2 separate regions of the Homo sapiens genome follow, and region 1 is linked to region 2. Evidence: chromatin contacts called from ENCODE Hi-C or POLR2A ChIA-PET data. All regions are on one chromosome and are shown on one strand. Each heading gives the region's core, a stretch centred on a gene start or an enhancer-like site at or near the end of the contact. The rest is flanking DNA. Distances are from core to core; before and after follow the strand shown. Region 1 overlaps CD47 (CD47 molecule). Region 2 overlaps LOC124906265 (a long non-coding RNA gene).

What was found. Hi-C counts contacts between places; a loop is a spot of excess contacts on that map. ChIA-PET counts read pairs that join two places held with the same protein, here RNA polymerase II (POLR2A).
Region 1: POLR2A ChIA-PET joins it to region 2 with 13 read pairs in BJ. The contact joins two enhancer-like sites. A Hi-C loop is called at or near these places in 3 of 168 maps with a recorded cell type or tissue (B cell, naive thymus-derived CD4-positive, alpha-beta T cell and transverse colon). POLR2A ChIA-PET finds 5 or more read pairs at or near these places in 6 of 52 experiments (BJ, HEK293, Panc1 and 2 more).

What each region holds. Positions count from the first base shown.
Region 1 is chr3:108,067,995-108,074,073 of GRCh38, reverse strand. It overlaps CD47 (CD47 molecule), which reads left to right. Exons shown (of 11, transcript NM_001777.4): 3 at 2,892-2,981. Among named protein-coding and RNA genes, the nearest start is that of CD47, 20 kb to the left of the region's middle. Within about 2 kb of position 2,558, at least 2 of the 41 ENCODE cell types and tissues checked have a DNase peak (open chromatin) inside an H3K27ac peak, as active enhancers do.
Region 2 is chr3:108,033,576-108,039,737 of GRCh38, reverse strand. LOC124906265 (a long non-coding RNA gene) reads left to right here. Exons shown (of 3, transcript XR_007095995.1): 1 at 1-381; 2 at 1,166-3,940; 3 at 5,510-6,162. Among named protein-coding and RNA genes, the nearest start is that of CD47, 54 kb to the left of the region's middle. Within about 2 kb of position 3,802, at least 2 of the 41 ENCODE cell types and tissues checked have a DNase peak (open chromatin) inside an H3K27ac peak, as active enhancers do.

The DNA of each region.
Region 1 (6,079 bases), core at 1,309-3,808, 36 kb before region 2:
TCAGTTCTTCCTTAAATCAAGCTAAAACTTGCTACTATTCTCACTCACTGGGAGGGCTGTAGTATTTCTCTCAAGTTTATACCTCTCTGTGATGAAAATCTCTGTTCTTTTAGCCATTGCTCATGGTTTCGGGATCCCCATTCTAGTCATCTTCCTTTGGAGCAATTCCCTGTTAGATCTTCAAATGTGATGAGTAAAACTGAGCTCAGGACTGCGTTTGTTGGTCACACCCTTCTCCCTTCCAAATGACTGCTGCTGTAACTTTCTGACAGGTCCTGCTTCCCTGTAATCCATTCTCCATGTGGCTGCCAAAGAAGATTTGAAATAAGTCAGGTTATTTTTCTTCCCTATTTAAAGCCTTCCAGCCGCTTGTCATTGCTCTTAGAATAAAATCCAAACTCTCCCAACAAGCTTTTAAGACTCTACATGGTCTTGCCCCAGCAAACTCTTCCCATTTGATCTCATCACTGAATTCCAGTCACAATGGCCATCCTTTGGTTTCTCAAAGTTGCCGTTCCTTTGGCATCTCTTCCTCCCTGTCTTCACAATGTAGGCTCCTTCCCATCCTAGGCTTAGTTTCGTTCCTCTCCCTAGAGGCCTTTCCTTACTGCCTCAGCTTCTCCCACTCTGCACACTCAGGGTCCTCTGCATTGTTCACTGCTGGCCTTCAAGAGCCTAGAGGAGTTCCTCCCCATGGTGGGCTTTCAATAAGTGTTTGTGGAATAAGTGAAAAATGAGTGGTCACACCAGGATCGAATGCACCTCTTACTTTTGTTAATATATTCAAATTAATATTAATATATTAATATTCTATTAATATATCCTAAAATTTTGTTGTGTATAGGGGCAGGGACCAATGAAAGAACATTTCATTGTCAGCTCATCTTGACTATGAGATCAGATATTGGCTATATTTTGAAGGTAGAGTCAGCAGGATTTGCTGTTTAACTAGAGTGGGATGTGGGAGAAATCAGGGAGTCAGGTATAACTCCAAGGTTTTCAGCCTCAAGCAACTGAAGAAATGGGGTCACCACGACTGAAATGAGGAAAATGAGAGGGGGAGTTTAGTGGGGGATGGGGTGATGAAAATATCAGGATTCATTGTGGAACATGAACAGTTAAGATTAACTGAAGAGCCTGAATTCACTGTTCCTCAGTTTCTACAACTATAAGGAGGGGTTAATAATTTCTCACATCATAATTGTGAGGATTTGAGGAGTTGAGGTACACAATTAAAAACAAAAGCACAGGGGAAGTAAGGAAAAATACATCAATTAAGCATGGCTATTAGACCATACAGCCTTACCAAATCCATTGGGGATTAGATACAAAAATCCAAGCATGATCTCCAAAATTTTTTCCTGGTAGGGTTTTAGGCTATACTGAAGTGACTTTTCTTTGGCATAAGAAGATATTCAGTTATACAGTTGGAAATAAAGGTATTGATTTGGAGTATCCAAAAACATCTCTCAGTAGAGATCCACAACCAAAGAAGCATAAAAAAAAGTCTTCCATTCACTCGCAAAACTGTCTTATGACCATTGCAACCCTCAACAGCAAACATATGGAGTCTCTACTACATATAGAGGAAAATGCTAGATTCTGAAAAGCTAATATCTATAAAACAGAGTTTATGATGTTGTTATATTCTGGGGATTGATGTAAGCATTTTACCAGGACTTATTATAGCATTATAAGCTTAACACAAGAAATATGTGGCTATCATTATGGAGTGAAAGGCTGGAAAATTCCTCACCTGTGACCTGAGAGATAGTGCGTGGTAGAATTTGAAAGAAGTGTTGATTTCAGAGGAATGCTAGTGCTTGCTTAGGGCAGTATTCAGAAGAACTCTTCCAATCACACAGCCCCTTGTACAGGCAAACTCCGGAATACTTTCAGTACATTTACTTGGCTTTATTGTTAGAGCAGAAACTTCACAGCTAAAATTATGGTCTTAGGGGTTTATAAGATGCAATTAAACTTAATTTTTAAAAGTTCTCACAAATCTTATTTGAAGTCTTAATATCTTAATTTCCTTTATATAGGATATGTGGATATATTTTTATGATAAAAGTAACATGTGACCAACTTAATAACAGCTTCGTTAATATCCTAAAGCCACTCATCTTACTTTACATATAAACAGTCCTTCTGAAGCCTAATTATGCATGGATAATTGCAGAGTGAGTTTGGGAAAAGACCAACCGGGCACATCTCTCTCCATTTTAACCACAATGAGAAGAGAGTACCTAGTGGTGCATCTTCCTCGCTTAGGTTCCCTGAGTCTGTCTTTACAGGAAGACTTCATTGTTACTTGAAGGTACATTCTTGGAACTTTACACACCCAGCCACTCAACACATGAATACATACTTATTTTAGTTAACTGAGTACTTAGTGAGTGCTAAGCTTTGTTTTAAGCCCTTTGCATGTAGTTTATTAACTTTGTTAATAGTTACAACAGTCCTTCAAGATACATGTACTGTGTTATACTAGTGTAACAGTTGAGGACACCAAAGAACAAAGAGGTGTTGACACGTGGTCACGGTTCCATAGAGTGTTAAGTTAGAGTTGGGTTCAAACCCTGGCAGTGTGGCCACAGAGCCTTGTTCTCAGCCACTGCACTGCACTACCTCCTCCCGTGAAACATAAGAAAAATGTGAGAAATGCTTAAGTAAGTGTAGTTTTTATTCATAAATAAAATTTACATAAGTACATTATGTGTAATTTGTTTTATGTATATGTGTGTATGTATAAATAAATACATGTAAAAATAAGGCCACAGTTTTAATTTTTTTCCATCTCTATAATAAAGCATGTATTATAGACCATTAGCAGAATTTAAAGTGTTATAGTAAATATTAATTGTGACTTTTGTTTTCTTCTTCCCCAGTTTCATGGTTTTCTCCAAATGAAAATATTCTTATTGTTATTTTCCCAATTTTTGCTATACTCCTGTTCTGGGGACAGTTTGGTATTAAAAGTAAGTATTATTTCTACTTTTCATTTATGTTTCAGTGATGATATAGTTATTTCTACGAGACATTGTCAGCGAAATATTTAAAGTTGTACTAGGAAAAGTGCTATTATGATAAATATGAGTATGTAATTTGAATACTACTAGTCTCCTTGAAGTATATGTTGTCGCCCACATTTTGCTGCAGTTCACTTTTAATTCCTAAGAAGGTTGTTTTCACTTGGTGTTTTTTTAATCTCTTAAGAATGAATAGTAGGAATATTAGTACCAACACCTTAAACTCATGTCACATTTTAATATTCACAGAACATCTACACACACATTATGTTATTAGGTAAACAGGTGGTGACAGCCTGCATTAGTTTTAAGGTAGGACGTTATACTTTGGAGCATTTAGATTCCCCTCTTTTTATTTTCCCAGTTTGATTTTCTCTGTGTACACGTGTTCACCCTTGGAAAAGTCCAGTCGGAACTATGTTTTGTCATCCTCTGCGTGCAGTTCTGCAGCCTCTAAAGAAGCAGCCACCAGAGAGTTAGGTTCTTTGATCTTGCTTTCCTATAATAGTAACGTAACCAGACTTCTGAAGGCAGATCTTGATGCTGCATTAGATTTAGCTTCAACAACACAGAATTGTCATTACTAGGCAAATAGGTAATATGCATTACGGTTAATGTTTAATCAACCATATTTTCATATTTTGGTAAAGAAAATTTACAAAATTAATGAAGTTCTGAGGTGACAGTCTAAACTTTTAAGCTTTTTAAATACAAGATTTATTCCTTCTTTCCTTGTAGCATCCTGAAGACCAGTAAACATTTATATAAGCAAGGAATAAATACTGCTTATTTAATTTATTCTGCAACCTTTAAACACACAAAAGCTAGTAAACTATTGCAGTGGATTGCCCTGTTGTATATTTTATGAATTTTACTTTTACTCAGCAGTTTAAGCTGTCTATATCTATGGTGGTGTATAAACATGGAAGGGAGATGACTGATTGATTATATGTTTTAAGCGCTTTTCTCAGTGTATGGCATTCTGGAAATGCTTAGTGATTTCAGAAATGTTCTCAACTTTTGTCTGAAAGGAAAAAAGGGGGAAGAAAGGGGTGGCAGTGGCAACTGTCAAGACATTTTATAACTTTTACTTTCAAGATAGTGTCTAGACTTCTTTTGGAAATTTTCTTATAATCTCTTAGTTTTTTATGTCAAGAAAAGGACTGGTGTAGCATTAAGACCTATTCTGGCATCAATGATATTAGGGAAAGCTTTTAACCATATTGGCAGAGCCAGACTTTAAGGGCTAAGTCATATGACTTGGGCAGGGAACAGCCTTTTTCAAAGATCATGAAATTATTTCACATAGTGCGATTTTTTGAGTTTGGCTTGATGGATGTTTGCTGATCCAGACGTTATCATTGGTGACATTATTTTTAGTGAAATGAACCAGGAGTGAGTTTGTTCACTGTTGGCTGTATTTTTACAAAATGAGCTTTACAATATTTTTTCTGACTTAAAAAAGTCATACATATCACTTTAGAACACCTCGTACAAAGTAGGGAGTTATTTAAAAAAAAAAAAAAAAAACTCATCTGTAGTCCCCAAACCTAGAAATAAACTATTGGTATATTCTGGTGAATTTCCTGTTTCCCTTTCTGTCTTTTTCTATTCATTTTTGTTATCTTTTTTTTAAAAAAAGGTAACCATAAATGGACTCGTACAGCTTATATGCTTGTACGTTCTGATGTTCCCCCATGTCTTCAGAAATCTTGTTATAGCTGCCTGTGTTCTACTTTTGTGGATGCACTATAATTTACTTAACTCTCATCTTGATGGATTTTAAGGATGTTTCCAATTTTTTTGATACTATGAAAATAACTCTGCTAAAGATATGAAGCCTGGAATTGGCAGAGATATTTTAAGACTCTAGATACATACTGGCAAAATGTTTTCCAGAAACGTTTGTATCAACTACTATTGCAGATGAGAATACCTGTCTTTCACCTCAGTTATAATTCTGATATTATAACGCTAAAATCTCTGCAAATTTGATGGGTGAAAAAGCATCTTATTGTAATTGTAATTTTTGTGTTAGTAAGGTGGAATGTTCTTTTTTATATTTTTTGTACTGGTCATATTTTAAGGAACGTGCTTATAAACCTAAAGAAATATTTTGGTGGGAATTTTTTGTTTTGGCTCATCTTGAAACAGGTAGATGTGTGTGTATGTGCATGGAAGAGGTATGTCTATACATGATTCACCCAGCCTGCGCTCACATTTAAAGGTGTTGATGATAATAGTAGCTAACCATTTGTGGAGCTCTTGCTCTGCTTGACAGGTTCTGTGCAAAGTACTCTATATCTGAAATGACATTTATTTCTCCCAGAAACTCTATGGGCATAGACACTGTTGTTATTCCCGTTTTGTAGATAAGAAACAGGCACAGATAGATTAGGCAATTTGCCCGCAATCACCCAGCCGTTTCCTGATAGTACTGGGATTTGAACTAGTACTGTTTACCACTGCACTGTACTGCCTCCCCGTTTTGCATTTATTTTGAGGATTTTATTTCCATGAAGGGTGAACCTATATCTAAGCACATAATACTGAGTAGCTAAAACTTATTAGGAGAGCAGAATGTTGACCTGATTTGTTTACTTATTCTGCAAATACCTAGTGACAGGGTGCCTACTGATTGCTGGACACCAAGCTACATGCCTGAAATGTGGGTGTGATGTGCATATTGCCCTGGTTTTGTAGCACCCACATTTAAGCCAGGGAGACACGAATGTATGTGCATCCCATGCCTTGTCACATCTTTGAGATAGTCATGGATCCAAATCTAACTTTTCTGTTAGTGCCTCTGTTGATGGCCTGAGCATTCCACCAAATAGAAATAGAAAGCACCTCTATTCTCCACCTGCTTAGATGTATATTTTTTAGAATCCAGTATGGTAAATCTTCTAAAGCATTCATAATAACTCAGACCCATGACTTTTATTTTATAGATTTCTAGTTCTGCTTAACTTTTCCTGATTACCATTTATGGTCTGTACTTGGCTACAGGGGATTTCTCTCAGTGGTTTTTCCAGCTCTGCATGTGA
Region 2 (6,162 bases), core at 2,553-5,052:
AAGGGCTTGGCTGGACTAGTTTCCCACAGCTTATCCTAGGGCCTCTGGGTAGAATTGTTTTTCTTTATTGTGTGGATAGATCAGACTCAGTACGGAGACCAACAGGCTCTCTGTCTTCTCCTCAGAAGCAACTGGGATTCTCCAGAGCAGTCATAAGGTGACAGAAAGGCCCCAGAACAGATGTTTCGTGTGTGACAGAGCCTCCAGGGAGACGACTCTGTTGCTTTAACAGTGCTAATGAGGCCAGGTTGCCAGTGGGTCCTCACCTGAGCCAGTTACTTATTTATATGACTCCATCTTATTCCTCAAAGGGTTTAAAGTGCCCTGTTTGGGCCAGGTGTCTTCACACTGAGAAAAGCGGCGTTCCACGGTCACAGCCAGGTGAGTGCACTCGCCCATCGGCATGGGCATCCGAGGAGAGCAGGGCTGTGGTGGGTAAAATGCGCTCTGCGAAACCTCGCCTCTAACTGCCTTGCTCAAAGCAACCTGCCACAGAGGTCAAGAGCGTCATTTACTCATATAAAGAACAGTTCTTTCTCCTCAACCCCTGAGAAGCAAAGCCACCGTAATAATTTTCACTATACATAGGAAAAAATTTTTGTAATCAAAAAACGAAACGAAATTCCTGATTCAACACATTCCGAGGGCTGTCCAAATCAACCTGGCAGTGACATCAGTGCTGGTGAAAACCACATTTTATGACTCTGCCTTCACTCGTCCTCCTGGGCATTTTTTATTCTTCAAATTGGAGATAAAAATAAGGGTTGGTCTCTCAAGGTTAGGAGGGAGAGAGCAGCATATGTTCTTCAAAAGACTCAATAAGATAATAGATTTTTTTAAAAGCTGTTGCTAGTGTAACTTACTTATAGTTTCAAAGGGCTTTTTTAAAATGAAATCTTTGCAAGCAATAGTAAAGAAATCTAGAACCCCCTGAGGTGATGGTTAGAGTCCTGTCACGGATTTAAATCTAATTATTAGCCTGAAAGTAAAAAGGAGAAAAAACCGGCCGAGTGTCAGCCCGGAAAACAATAATCGCCGTGGTGGTGTTCAGCAGCCCAGTTATTAGTGCCTTCAAGGATAGTTCACCGCATTTATTCTTGCCCTTGAAAGACAGCCACAGAAGCTTCGATGTTTTCTGATAATTGCTTCTTTTTCCATGGAGTAGAGGTGCTTCCTGTGCTCCTAGGTTTCATCTCTTCTGAGCACCTGATGAAAAGCATTGGCTGTCAGTGCAGGCACTTAGAAGAGAGGCAATGTGCACAGAGCCGAGTGCCCCAGCCTGCACTTCCCCACCTGTGTGACCTTGTGCACGTAACCTGACTTCTCTGTGCCTCAATGTCTTCATGTGTAAAATGGAGATTAAATGAGAGAAAGCATGTCAGGTGGGTAGCATGGTGCCTGGCTCAATGTAAGTTCTCAATATGTGTAAGCTGTTTATCTTTTTCCTCTTATTATACTTTGGCCAAGGTGGAAAAAGCTTACCATGACACAGTCTAGCGATGAACATAACATATGCTGGAATATGTATTTTCCTATGCTGGGTTATTGGCAAAGAAGCAAACAGGACACAAAATGACTAAGAATATAAAATAATATAACAAGTGCAGCTAAGTTGCAGACATGTTCATTCCAAGCACAATATTCATGTTAGGCCACCCTCCGGTTCCTTAATGAAAGCAGAGGACAGAAGGTGACATTTGGCATTGGGTAATCCTATTTGCCCTTTCCTGGAATGCAAAGAAGGTGGAAGGAAAGGATCCCACTCCTGTAGCACACACAGAGGCTTTGGGACCCCGTGCCTCCTGCCAACATCACTCAGCTCATTCATTTATTTATTCACGTCAGTGACAGATTCTCAAGACCTCTGAAAATATGTTAAGAGCAGGCTCTCCAATCACACCAGAAAGAATATGATTAAGAACTTAGAGCTGTCTTTAGGCTAATAACCAGCAGAAACTAAATCCAAGTATTTGGGAGTGAAGATGGTTGTTGAAAATATTGAGGCCTAGTAAATATTATTTAGCAAATGGAAGTATTTCAGTCGGGGGTTTTGAAAGGCTTAGGTTTATACTGTAATCAGCCTGCTCTCTTCTCTAAAATGATTAGAGTCCTTGTTCCATCAGTCCTCCTGAGTGGCTGCGGAACGCAGAAAAGGCAGCTGGTGACATGCTGTGAATTGGAAGTGGCTTCTATTTACCTCTTCTCCACCTACTCATATGGCCACGGATGGTGCCCAGTTCAAGCAGGAATAAAACACCACGCGAGGCTAACTGGCCTAAGTCCTTCGAGTGGAGCGCAGAAACTTGCTTTAAGAGAGCCTGATTAAAGGCCCCAAGTCCATTTTAAGGCATGGTTTTCTATTAAGCCTTTAATGCTTACAGAAGTATACATTTTCCATAGAAAGGGAACCTAAACTGTCCTAATATGTGGGCAGTTTAGCTCCTGACTCCCAACTTGGCCAGAGGTGTGGTGAATCAGCATGTCACATTCCACTAAAAGATGCTTCCCTGTTTATGTTTGTTTGGTGTTTAGGAATGTAATAACTATACTAGAGTTCTTTCTTAGGCTGTGGTCTGCCTCTGAGGGAACTGAAAGTGATGCAGAGAGCCAAAACCAGCATCATGATTCTATCAGAAAGCGTATGTTTGTGTCCTTCATTAGGAACATTGCCGTTCTATGCTACCGAATGAAGAGGATCTTATTGATACCTCCCTCTCGCTTCTGCCTCCAAACCAATCCCTTGCTTCCTTCCACCCAGAAATAAAAGGACACTCTGAGTTATGGCATTATCAGTGAATTTTCAGTGGGTAGGATGTTCTGAGCAGTGAAAACTATAAATAAATTGGTTCTACGCTGGAATTAGCTGTGGAGCCGGAAAGATAAACACAGGACAACTAATTGCAGCCGCACGATTAACAAGAATGTTGTTCTAAGGAGAGAAAAAGTCAACAGCATTAATGAAAATTAAGCAGTATCTCAATGGTACTAGTAAATAAATAAATATATGTCTATGTTTAATTAAAAGCAAGACCCAATTATGTCTCACTTCTTACTGAGCTACTTAAATCAAGACAGTCTAATGTTAAATGAGAAAAATCAACTCAGGACACTGTCATCTGCATTTAATCAAGACTTCTGTGTCTCACACAAGCTTTCAAGATGGGTAGCGGTAGGGGTGTGTGTTTAGGAGTCTCATGCAAACTTCCCATTGCCCTGCAGTGGACAGGTCTATAGATCTCCAGTTGGAGTACAGAAATCTTCTAGAAGAATTGTGACTGTAAAGCCACTTCTATAACTCTTACTCTGTGATTCTGATGCAAACATACCATTTTGGGTTAATATAAGCAAAGCTTGTATCTAGAACTATAGCTAAAAGTATCAATGTGGTGTTATTTTTTTTCTGACAATAAAAGCAATACATAAATGTGCAGCAAAATGTTTACTTAAGGTTTTGCTTCTTTTCAACTAAATTTGTTTAGTACACATTAAAGGTCAGATGTGGGGAAGATAGATTGGGGGTCAGGGGTTGTTTCTACCTGCTTTGTCTAAATACCTTACCGCAGTCAATGTCCTTAGTTGTTTTGTGTCTACCCCCATTAACTGAAAACCCAAGGTGAGAAAGTCTTCCTTGCTGAGTTTAGTGACAGTTCTCTCCCAGGTGAAGGGGATGGGGTAAGAGGCAGAAACCCCTGTCTCCAGAGGAATCTGAAGAGAGAGTGTGCTTTGATGACCCCGGGGGTGCAGGAAGGAAGTGGGGCCCAAGCAGGCAATGACTATGCCTGGCCCTGGAGTTGCGTACTTGGCCCTTACTGTATCATTTCTTGTCTCACTTCCTCTCACTTGTCAGGAATGTTGCCAGGACTGGTGAAAAGACAAGTGAGATACCACGCCAAATAAAGCCAAATCCTTGAAAGAAAGATGCGATGGTCTACAAATCAAAGTAATTTCTTCTTTCACTATTACTGATGCAAATGTCTTTCTTTTCTTCATCTCACAAGGTTTTTTTGGTGTGTTTTTTTTTTAAATCTTTCATGAAAGGCTCATCATTTACTGGCTCTCTTACCCTGGAAATAACATTATCAGAAGCTATTTATTGAGCATTTCTTCTGTGCTGGGCGCTATGCAAGGCCGAAGAATACAGTCAGGATCAGACACAGTCCCTCCAAGATGGGGTATATAAATTTAGTAAATTTCTTACTTTCTCTGAACCTTGATCCCCTCATTTATTACATAGGACATTTTTTAAAATAGTAATACATACATCCTGAATTTTTTTTCCTAAAACAGGGTAGTGCTGTGTCACCAAGGCTGGAGGGCAATAGCATGATCACGACTTACTGCAGCCTTGATCTCTTGGGCTCAAGCAATCCTCCTGCCTCAGCCTCCCAAGTAGCTGGGACTACAGGCATGCACCAGCACACTGGCTAATTTTTTTAAAACTTTTTGCAGAGACATAGAGACCGGGTTTTACTATGTAGCCCATGCTGGCCTCAAACTCCTGGGCTCTAGCAATCCTCCTGCCTTGGCCTCCCAAACTGCTGGCATTACAGGTGTGAGCCACCATGCCTGGCTCTGGAAATGTTTTGAGGACTACATAAAATAATGTATATAAAAGGGCCTAGCAGAATATAACTAGAAGCTCAACAAATGTTATACATTCTTCCCCCCCAGTCATAAGCAGGAAAACAAAAAAAATTAAATCCACACATTTCCCCATTTCTTAACAGTTTTTTTTTAAAGGGTGGTGTTGGGAGAAACTTGAAACTTTTGATTAAAAAAATAGCTACTTAGGATTAAATAGCAAATCATAGGTCAGAAATCACAGGACAAGCAATTCTTTAAGCCAAGCTTTCCCTGTCAGGATACCTTCCACAGGGGAGCAGCCCCTTCACTGGCAGTGAGAAAGGTGCTCATTTGAATATCAAGCAACGGACCAGTGAAAATTGGTAGAGAGCCATGGAAATGCTACTGCTAGGTCTGTCCCTCATGACCTGATAGGCTCTGTGGACATGGGCAACCCCAGACCCTGGTGACAAAATAAGCAACAGACCCGTTTCCGGGTGCATCTCAGGTGAATTCTGCTCACAGCCAGAGGAAAATGAGTGTTTCTGATTCTTCCTCTCCCTTCGTCAGCTTTTCCTCTGGCCTTGCCTAGGTCCCCAGGCTTAGTACTAAAGTCCCATCATTCAGTCAGTTCAAATCCCAACTAAACTCCAGAGATGGCTGGGAGGGGCTGAGTGTACTTGGTGGAGGCAGAGGCCAAAAAGCACAGTGGATGAAGCATCGGGTGGTGGGGTGGGAAACATGGGATCTCACCCCTTAGCTGTTGCTGATGAACTGGGGACCCAGATAAGATGCTGTGGCTTCCTGCATCTCAGCTTGTTTGTCTGTAAAATGAAGGACTTGGCCCAGATGTCTCAATGGCTCACCCAGCGCTATTCTCCTATCATCTCTCTCGGGAAGCTGGTCAGGTTTCCAGGATCACCTTTCTTCTCTAATCTCCACCCAGGCAAAGGCCAGAAAAGCGACCTTCAGAAGGAGCCAGCACCCCAGCTCCTGCCTCAGGGCGATATGAAGACCCCAGGAAGGAAATTATGCTGAGAAAAGGAGATCACACCTCTGTCCAGCCTGCACCGGCCCCTTGGCATGCCCTGAAGACACAAGGCCTAAATCAAGGTCAAAGACACAGCCCTCCTGGTTGTGAAGATTCCAAAGGCTCCCAGCTGCATGAGGAGGGTTACCCAGAATGTCAGATTTGGAGCAATTCAGCGAGAACCCTTCAAAATTCAGTGTGGTATGTGGAAGGTAAGAGGCAGACAGGCCACCAGGAGGTGGGTTTTATTTCGTGTGCACAAAGTTTTAAAAAATACATGTGCACCATTAAAAGGGAAAAAGAAGAAAAAGAAAAACAGCAAAAGCAGGAGACTCTACGTTTTTAAAAATCTGGATTTCCAGCTTCTTTTAAATAAAGAAGTAGAGGTTCTGGCTACACTGGGCCCACATTACTCCCCTCCCTGAACGGTGAGCTGGAGTTGCACAGCTTAGGTCCTCTTTGGGTAGAGTACATGCTTCCCAATTCTCCAGGGCTCCTTCCACTGTTGCTACTTCAGCCTATATTTTAGTGTTTTGCTTGTAGTGCAGAAATATTTCTCTGTGCTCATG